Linked DNA regions of Homo sapiens: regions 1 and 2 are each linked to region 3. Evidence: chromatin contacts called from ENCODE Hi-C or POLR2A ChIA-PET data. All regions are on one chromosome and are shown on one strand. Each heading gives the region's core, a stretch centred on a gene start or an enhancer-like site at or near the end of the contact. The rest is flanking DNA. Distances are from core to core; before and after follow the strand shown.

What was found. Hi-C counts contacts between places; a loop is a spot of excess contacts on that map. ChIA-PET counts read pairs that join two places held with the same protein, here RNA polymerase II (POLR2A). Pooled maps may share reads with other maps.
Region 1: a loop to region 3 is called in a map of endothelial cell of umbilical vein, with 10 times the contacts of the local background. The contact joins two enhancer-like sites. A Hi-C loop is called at or near these places in 3 of 168 maps with a recorded cell type or tissue (Calu3, PC-3 and endothelial cell of umbilical vein) and 4 of 50 pooled maps. POLR2A ChIA-PET finds 5 or more read pairs at or near these places in 1 of 52 experiments (Panc1).
Region 2: a loop to region 3 is called in a map of PC-3, with 5 times the contacts of the local background. The contact joins two enhancer-like sites. A Hi-C loop is called at or near these places in 3 of 168 maps with a recorded cell type or tissue (Caco-2, IMR-90 and PC-3) and 4 of 50 pooled maps.

The regions. Positions count from the first base shown.
Region 1 is chr3:169,496,396-169,499,390 of GRCh38, reverse strand. The region is part of intron 1 of MECOM (MDS1 and EVI1 complex locus); the gene reads left to right. Among named protein-coding and RNA genes, the nearest start is that of MECOM-AS1, 50 kb to the right of the region's middle. Within about 2 kb of position 1,655, at least 3 of the 41 ENCODE cell types and tissues checked have a DNase peak (open chromatin) inside an H3K27ac peak, as active enhancers do; they include endothelial cell of umbilical vein, where a contact is called at or near this core.
Region 2 is chr3:169,573,949-169,577,166 of GRCh38, reverse strand. The region is part of intron 1 of MECOM (MDS1 and EVI1 complex locus); the gene reads left to right. Among named protein-coding and RNA genes, the nearest start is that of MECOM, 88 kb to the left of the region's middle. Within about 2 kb of position 1,747, at least 3 of the 41 ENCODE cell types and tissues checked have a DNase peak (open chromatin) inside an H3K27ac peak, as active enhancers do.
Region 3 is chr3:169,217,197-169,220,332 of GRCh38, reverse strand. The region is part of intron 2 of MECOM (MDS1 and EVI1 complex locus); the gene reads left to right. Among named protein-coding and RNA genes, the nearest start is that of LINC01997, 220 kb to the right of the region's middle. Within about 2 kb of position 1,797, at least 2 of the 41 ENCODE cell types and tissues checked have a DNase peak (open chromatin) inside an H3K27ac peak, as active enhancers do; they include endothelial cell of umbilical vein, where a contact is called at or near this core.

The DNA of each region.
Region 1 (2,995 bases), core at 406-2,905, 280 kb before region 3:
CTTATTCTGACTATACTCTTTTTTTTTTTTTTTTTTTTTTTTTTGTGGGTAATCTGTCTTTTCTCTCTGCAAGCTTAAGATTTTTCTCTGTATCCTGGACCTTTTGAAGTCTTACTGCAACATCTCTAAGTTTGGACTTTTCTTTTTTGGTACTTCTTGTGACTGTTTCTAGTGCTCATGTCTTTTATTAATTCTGGAAAACTTAGCCATGATCTGTTCAAATATTGTATCTCTTCTGTCCTTTCCTTCTGGTATATATATGTATACATATAAACATATGGATATTTATATACTCATATGTATATAGTTTTATATCTCTTAACTCTGATTTATTTAAATATCTTTATCTCTTTACATTCTGTGAGATTTATTGTTTCTTCGTAAAATTAACTAATTTTCCCTTCAGCTGTGTGCAGTTTATTCTTTAGACCATGTGTTGAATTTTTTACTTCACGCTTTTCCATCTAAAAATTTCCAATTGGTTTTTTTCATAAGTATTGTTTTTTCTATAGCCCTACTTTTGTTTCACTGATGCTAATGCTCCTTTTCCTCTTAGAGAATTGTAAACATCATTATTTAAAGTCCATTTCAGATTGCTTAGTTATTTCTATTTCTTTGTATAGGTTTCCCTTCTATTGGGCTTATCAATTACCTTTACAGTGCTGATTTTCTTGTGTAAATTTATTTTTTAAGAGCCTATCTTGCATGGGAATTTTCTTGAATTCATTCTTCCCTGTATGGTAATTCAGCAGTTGCCTCAACTCCACCAGGTCTTGTGATAGTGTGGATAGAACAGCCTTCTGTTCAGAGGCTGGCAGTGAAGTTTTAACTCTGGCTTTATGCAGTGTACTTGGGTCATGTGTGGGGCAGGCTCAGGCCCTTTTCTGTATAAACACTGAAACCCAAAACCTACTGTTCATCTTTGGGCATAAACCGAGCATCCTTTAGTATTGTAGGTTTCCTTTTCTTTTATGGTCCATGAAAACTTTCTTGCTTTTGGACAGAGTTTCACTTTCATATATTTTAAAAATCATTATCCATTATTTCTCGCTTTTGAACAGGGGGCAATTTTGGCATGTACTTACACTGCCATTTTGGTCTGTTATTTTCGTGGGATTTAAAAATAAGTTTTATTTTCAATAAATATTTTTCACACAGGTAAACATGTTTTTACTAAATCTTCTTTATTAATTTAAGATATAATATTTCAAATTACACTTAACTGATATGGAAGAAATAATTGTGAACATTGGTACAAATTATGTATTTTGTCATCTTGTACTTCAAAGCTCCTTGGATTAAACATTAATGAAGAAGAATCAATAGAGAGAACAGAAATAAAGCGCATATTCAGTTGAAGTCTGAAGGAGTTTTTAAGACTCTAGAGAAGAGAAGGTGTAAAATACTAACTTTTGTTTTTTCAGCTGATTTATCAATGTGATTCACACATTTCTGAGGCCACAAACAGGATATATGGCATATGTTGGCCTAAGAAACAAAACAAAACAAAACTCTTCTTTTGTACTTTATTCGATAAATAGCTAAAGCCTACATATGGAATTTTTGTACTGATTCACTCAACAAACACATTGACTTTATATGAGTTGAACTTTATTTAGACATAATGAGAAGCCATTGGAATGTCTGAAATGTGAGGAGACATAATCAGAATTATGCTTTAGGATGTTTGTTTTGGCAAAGGTATGCAGGATGAATTACAAGAGAGAAAAACTGGCCGGGAGCTGTGTCTCATGCCTGTAATCCCAGCATTTTGGGATGCCGAGGCGGGTGGATCACCTGAGGTCAGGAGTTTGAGACCAGCCTGGCCAACATGGTAAAACTCCATCTCTACTAAAAATACCAGTAAAAGAAAAAAAATTAGCCGGGCCTGGTGGCAGGCACCTGTAATTCCAGCTACTTGGGAGGCTGAGGCGGGAGAATCACTTGAACCCAGGAGGCAGAGGTTGCAGTGAGCTGAGATCACACTACTGCACTCCAGCCTGGGCAACAGAGTAAGACTCCATCTCAAAAGAAAAAAAAAAGAAAAAGAAAAAGAGAAAAATTGAAGAATTAGAGAGCTAGTTAGTGGGCTATTGCAAAAGAAGCATTGGGAGTAAATGATAAGGACCTGAAGTAGGTTGTGGCAATAGGGATAGAAAGAACAATATAATAAGGTAAGAATAAGCAGGACTTGGTTGCTGATAGTAAGTGGGAAGCAAGGAGTCAAGAGAAGTCAAATATGAACTGTGGCATGGGGAGAATAATATTGCCATTAAAGAAATTACTAAATCAGACTGCTAGGATTAAGGAACTAAAGAGTCTGCTCATTTTAATGTGTTATGAATTTATAAACTCTTTTTCAGAAGGAATGGTAGCAATAAAGAGGGAAGAAATAGGGTAATAGTTTGAATGGATAGAAGGCTAAAATCTTTCTTAAAGTTTATGCATGCTTGGCTGTGTTTACTGAATATAATCTATTTTATGGGGGTCCCAAAGAAAATTTTTCTGTAGCCATCACAGCTACCTGTAAACATTTATTGTTCATTACCATATGTTTAGAAAATAGAATCAAGAAAGAGCCATTATTTTCTTTTTGATTTTCACATGATTTGGATTTTCCACTGAAGTTCAAGCAAAAGTCAACTTGGGATCTTGGGAATGAACTAAGACGTGGAAATGCTTAGGTCCAACCATGCTCTGAGGAAGGCTTTATGATGGAGATGGAATCAGATACTGAACGAAAGAATTTGAAGTCATTGCAGGGTTATCTCCAGCCAGAGGGGAAATGGCCAGTCAGGAAGAACAACTGGCACAAGGAGCCAGAGCAGTGGCTTGCCGATAACCCTTGGGAAGAGCAACCCTCTCTTTAAGGAAGTCACAGAATTAGCTTCCTGAAAAAACACATTAGTTTGACGATTCACTTGATCTCAAATGAGGTATGGATCATGGTGATTCTTAAAAAAAATGAGGCAGTTTTAGAAAACTTGAGGAAATC
Region 2 (3,218 bases), core at 498-2,997, 360 kb before region 3:
ACTATTATTTTCCTCATATCTTTTTAACATGTGAGGAAACAGAGGTACAGAGATGTCAATTCACTTGCTTATAGTCACTCAGCTTAGAAGTGGCAAAACCAGGATTCAGACTCAGAAAACTTGGTTCCATGCTCTTTACCCTACACTAAACCATGTCTAAAGTAGCGTTAGCAAGTGAAGAAGTTGAGACCCCTAGCATATATCTATCTTGGCCCGGCCAGTGCTATGTCTACACAATGTCTAAATTGGTTATTTGATATTATATTAACTCCAAATCCCCAAACTTGTGAATGGCATTTATCACTCTTAACTCTCTCTCTCTCTCTCTGTGTGTGTGTGTGTGTGTGTGTGTGTGTGTGTGTGTGTGTGTAAAACAGGAAGTGAAATCCTGGAAAACAGACAATAAAATGAAATCCTGATCATGGACCTTGGATGCATCACTGAACCTTTCCAAGTTTCAACCCCACTCTCATACAGAGAAATACATTTTAAATGACTACCATAGTGCTTGGTACAGAGTATATGCTATTATGATTGAGAATGAGGTAGAGTGCTGAAGTTTAACTAGATAAATTAAGTAATTAGTGGCTTACCATTAGAGAATTCATTGTTGCAGAATGTTGGGAAGGTTGAGGAAGGCCATGTTTAATTGTAAGGTATGCATAACCTTCCTTACGCTGGCTGAATAAAAATTCCAATACCTTTTTTGATGTGCCACACTGTTCCAAGGCTTCTCTGGGACTTGGGGTGCATTTCATCTTGAACTATGAATTGCAGAGATTTTTATCGTCTTCTGTCACATACACAGCATCCTTTTATTGTGGTTTTTGATGCGTTAAATATGTTTTTATGGCCCCCTATGTCTATTGTGCCTAGCATACTGTTGGTACTTAATAAACGTTAAATAATAATAATATATGTGCATATGAGATGTGTGGAAAGGAATGACATACTGTTTTAAGGATCTGAGATTGTTCTTCTGGTGCCTGGGGAAAACATACAGATGAGCATGTTACTGGGAATAGATTAGAAGGAACCATCAATAGCAATGTCATCTCCCTAAAATATGATGTGGCTCTGTCAGCACAAATCATAAACTCCATCTCCTACCCTGCATCACTGTAGAAATCTAATGTGGAAAGTTGAATTCCTAGATTAATAGAAATGGGTATACAGGCACCTTAGAATTTTGCGAATTAACAAATGATGCTGTCTTTCTTGTGTATCAGTGAATTTGTACGGTTTACAGGGAAATGCTAGGCTGAGCTTTGGGTTTTTTGTTTTGTTTTTTTTTTAACTCTTAAGGGAACCTGTCCAGAGAGGTTTTGAGGGTGTTCTGCTTTATTTCCTTGGATGAAGAGGAGGGGCTCCAGATACTGTCTTTTCAGGGACTGTTTCCCCCCTTAACTGATATCTTTGTCAGTAAGGAGACACCTGCATCCGTGCAGTTCCACCAGTTGAACGACACACCACTTCACTAGTTCTCTTCCTTTCCCAGCTGGATGCAGCCCAGAATATCAGTTCTCTGCCTTGTGCCAAAAGCCTTCTAAGTCCAGTGTGGAGGTGTTTGTGTAAGATAAAAGCAGGACAAGGCGGCATCCCCGGACGGCTCATCTGTTTACATGTGTCATTTGGCTCAGCCCTGATTAGCTCATTAGCAAAGAAGGCAGGAAAACGAGCAACCCAGATTTGGTGATTCATCAGGTCTGTTCCTCTCTGGGGAGACAGTGCTGGCATTCTCTGCCAGTCTTCGGAGTGCCTGGTCTTTTTCAGTCCCCCAGGGTAGAGTTTGTTAAATGTATTTCTACCCCCGCAGGGCACACCTTCCCCTGCTGGAAAGACAGATGGCTTAGATTGAGAAAGGGAGTCACTGCTTTTAGTTGCTCCTTTTAAAAATCATTTTCTTTTCTGCATGCAGAAAACTTATTTTGATGGAGCCAATATTTAAGGCGAAGCTTTCTTATGGGCTGTGAAACTGAGGGTCTTTAATGCTTTTTATGTTTGAAGGTTCTATTCGAGAGGTTTTTGTGAGGACATAAATTACGGGTAGCAACAGGTATATTTTTCCCTTAGTACAAAGGCCAAGTGTAAGTTTTTTACTAGTTAAGAAGGGTCTGTTCTTTTCTTTTTGACCTTGATTTTTTAGCGATATTCTGCTTTGCCCCTGCTTCGGTTGTATTATTCCCTGACCCATCCAATTACCATTTCTATCAGCGCTTCGGAAAGATTATGCTTTTTGGGTGTTCTGTAGATGTCTTTCCAGTGGCTTCACTTGATGAATGTGACAAGTTTTGTGTTTTCTCCCTCCCCTCATTGAATTGAAAAGTTTTTTTTTTTTTTATAAATACAGGCCAATAAGTGCCCAAAGGCAGTGTTTCAATGGCTGCTAAGTCTTTCAAGGTTAGGACTTAACCTCCGTTCTCCCTAATTCAACTCCAACCTTCAGTCTGAAGCCAATCAAGAATATCAGATGATACTTAAACAATGAAGGATTTCTGATATTCAGGTACTGCCTCTGTTCAATAGGATTGCAAATTCTTTGTGTGAAGAAAGTCGGTTTTGCTCTAAAGTACCGTCACAAAAAGTGAAATTACCATTTGCTTGGAATGATGCCATTCATCATTGTCAGAATACTAAGCATTGTAAGTAGCTAGGCCTCTCCAAATTAATGCCTTGTTTTGCATCGGCTAAATTTCCCAAATCCTTGAGGATGGGTCATACAAAACTCATCTCACCATTTTAATTTATCAATCCAATATGAGTTCTGTGAAAGGGAGCTTCCTTCACTCTTAGCTCTTTTATTTACAGTCTAATTCTAAAAGAAAAGGAAATAAGATATGAAAATAAGTTGGAAAATAAGATAAATCTCTCGGTGAAATCACCAGATCTCAGTCCTGTAGCAAAACCTCCATAATTCATCTGTAGGTCAGCTCAAGGGATTAGCCATGACGTATTTGGAAATTCATTTATTTTTATTTTATTTTGCTGTTTCTTATGCATAAGGGTAATGCTGTCCCCAAGGCTTTTCAGGTAGCCCTCAAATCTTGACAACATTTGCTGTCTCTGAGGCCTAAGCCAAAATTAATTTTCAAATAAACAGCATAAAAATGTATGGAGTTGTATAAATTTGAATACAAAATGCATTTGTTTTGTTTGCTTACATACATACATACATACTGTCTGTTCAGCCAAAAACCATAATATCACATTGAAATTAA
Region 3 (3,136 bases), core at 548-3,047:
TTTTCTTTTCTTTTTGCTTGTTTTTGAGACAGAGTTTCACTCTGGCTGGACTAAACAGCTCACTGCAGGCAGCCTCTGCCTCCCAGGTGATCCTCTCACCTCAGCCTTCCCAGGTAGCTGTACTACCAGTGTGCACCACCATGCCTGGATAATTTTTTTGTATTTTTTTGGAGAGACAGGGTTTCATTGTATTACCCAGACTCATCTTGAACTCCTAAACTCAAGTGATCCACCTGCCTCAGCTTTCTTAAGTGTTGGGATTGCAGGCATGAGCCACCGTGCCCAGTCTTATTTTCTAACTATATAGTTAGAAAATGTATATTTATTTACTTATATTTATATTTGTTAAAATGTATATAATTGGAATATATTATATATTAGAATTATACATATTAGAATAATATATATATTAGATCCTTTAAAAAAACTTAATGAGATGGTTCCTAGGTTAGGAGGTAAACTTATAGTTAACTGTATTCTTGATAAAAAATTAGGATGATTTTATATATATATACACATGCTATTATTATATATAGCAAACTAATGTATATAATATATATATACCATTATATATATACACACACCTATATATGTAATTTAAATTTATGATGACAGTGGATTTGGGCATGCAAGTGTGACAGACTTTCTCTCACTCCTTCTACACCACACACCCACCCCTACATATGTAGCTACATGTGTGTGCTCAAATATATAGTGGTGTATATATAGCATCCTGATTTTTTGCCAAGAAGAAAGTTAGCTATAAGTTTACCTTCTAACCTAGGAATGATCTCATTAAGTTTTTGTTTTGTTCTGTTTTGTTTTTAAGACGGAGTCTCGCTCTGTCGCCCAGGCTGGAGTGCAGTGGCGCCATCTTGGCTCACTGCAAGCTCCGCCTCCCAGGTTCAGGCCATTCTCCTACCTCAGCCTCCCGAGTACCTGGGACTACAGGCGCCCACCACCACGCCTGGCTAATTTTTTTGTATTTTTAGTGGATACGCGGTTTCACCATGTTAGCCAGGATGGTCTGGATCTCCTGACCTCGTGATCCACCCTCCTCGGCCTCCCGAAGTGCTGGGATTACAGGCGTGAGCCACCGCGCCTGGCCTATTAAATTTTTTTTTAAAGGACCTAATATAGATTGATATTCAAGTTGAGCCAGAGCTATAAAAAGCTAAGTACCTCTGTCTATGAAATTATTTTCAACTAATTCCTTTGATTCTGTGATACTTCGATGTTTGCTGTTATAGCGAGATGAGGATAATGTGCTGAATTTTATAGTTGTTGCAAAAAGCCCACAGCAGCAACACTGGGGCCCCACAGACACACATCCAAGATCATGACATAGCTCAGGAGACAGCACACACACACACACGCAGCTATATACGTAGGGGTAGGTGTGTGGTGTAGAAGGAGGGGGAGAAAGAGAAAGTTCTCTGTCACATTTGCACGCCCAAATCCACTGTCATCACAAATTTAAATTGGATACGGTGCAACATTGTCTGTCAAAATAAAACTGTAAGAGTAAGTAAAGAGAGAACTTTTTAATTCCCTGAATGATTTTGGGCAAGCAGTAGTAGGCTTTTTGATGCCTAATACAGAATGATTAAGAAATAAAAGTTAACACTGATATGGACTGCATTCTGTAGTATGTGAACACAAAAAGGATACTTTCCTAATTGGATACAGTATTCAAAATTCCACAAGTTCTGAAGTCACTGTGTGAGACCACAGGTTACAGGCTTTTCTGAGAGACACTCTGCCTCCCCCTGCCTCACCCTGGATGCATAGCACTCCTTGATTTGTAAAATACTCATTCCAGTCAAAAGGGAAGTGTCCTTTTGTGATCCCTGGCATCACTTCCTGTTTTTCCTTGTAAACTTCCCACCCAAGCTGTGGCATTATTGGGATCATTGCCCGAAGTAACTTTCCATTACATTGACAAGTCAAGTGCATACATCTGATTTGAGTGTCATCCTTCCTCCAGATTTCAAAAATTCTACTGCAAATTAAACAACCCAGCTCTTGTGATCCCTGTTGAAAGTTTTATCTTCTTAAAGATCATTCTGAAAAATGAAATTTTTTCATGTCACACAATTTTGATTAATGGATCCTTTTTTTTTCCTGTAACTTTTCAGAATTTGTAGACTTCTTAAACCTAATTTATTTTAAAAGCACACAGTAAGATGTCTCTTCCCATTAAAATAAAAATATATTTCTCTTCTGGATTATCAACCTATAAGCTATATTGCTAAACTTTTAGCTTTACATGATTTATAGTAGTCAAATGATTACTGCCCTAAGCATTAATTTCACTATAGAGCTATTAAAATATTTAATTAGAGTCACTGATAATTTAGGATGTATAATAAAATTGTTGTCAAGGCCATGTTGTAAATTCTGATTATGTTTGTAGATGAGTGAGAAAAACTACCCTATGCTGAAATTTTTATAAATTTTGAAATTATGGGGATTATATATATATATATTACATATATATTTTATTTTGTAAAATAAAATATGTAAAATAAATATATATATAGTTTTTTGAGATGGAGTCTCGCTCTGTTGCCCAGGTTGGAGTGCAGTGGTGTGATCTCAGCTCACTGCAATCTCCACCTCCTGGGTTCAAGTGATTCTGCTGCCTCAGCCTCCCAAGTATCTGGGATTACAGGTACGTGCCACAGTGCCCAGCTAATGTTTGTATTTTTAGTGGCGACGGGGTTTTGCCATGTTAGCCAGGCTGGTCTCAAACTCCTGACCTCAGTGATCTGCCCGCCTTGGCCTCCCAAAGTTCTGGGATTACAGGTGTGAGCCACCGTGCTCGGCCTATTTATTTATTTTTAAACATTTCATGTATATAGTAGTGAGGTTATGTTAATTGTGCATAATTTACGAAAATGCTAAATATTTTGCTTTTTAAAAATCTTTCTGAACTTGAGCAGTGTTATCTTTAAGTACAATGTTCTAGTTTATTACAAACCCAAAATGTAATCCTATATCAGAATCTTTCCTTTGTGTTATATATTTTATTGTCTCCACAAAAATGTTTTATTAAAAAAAAAAGACTCCAAGAGTCTAGCTATAGTTCATGTATGCAGGCAAGAGGTGGGAATTCTCTGTGAATGTCAAATAG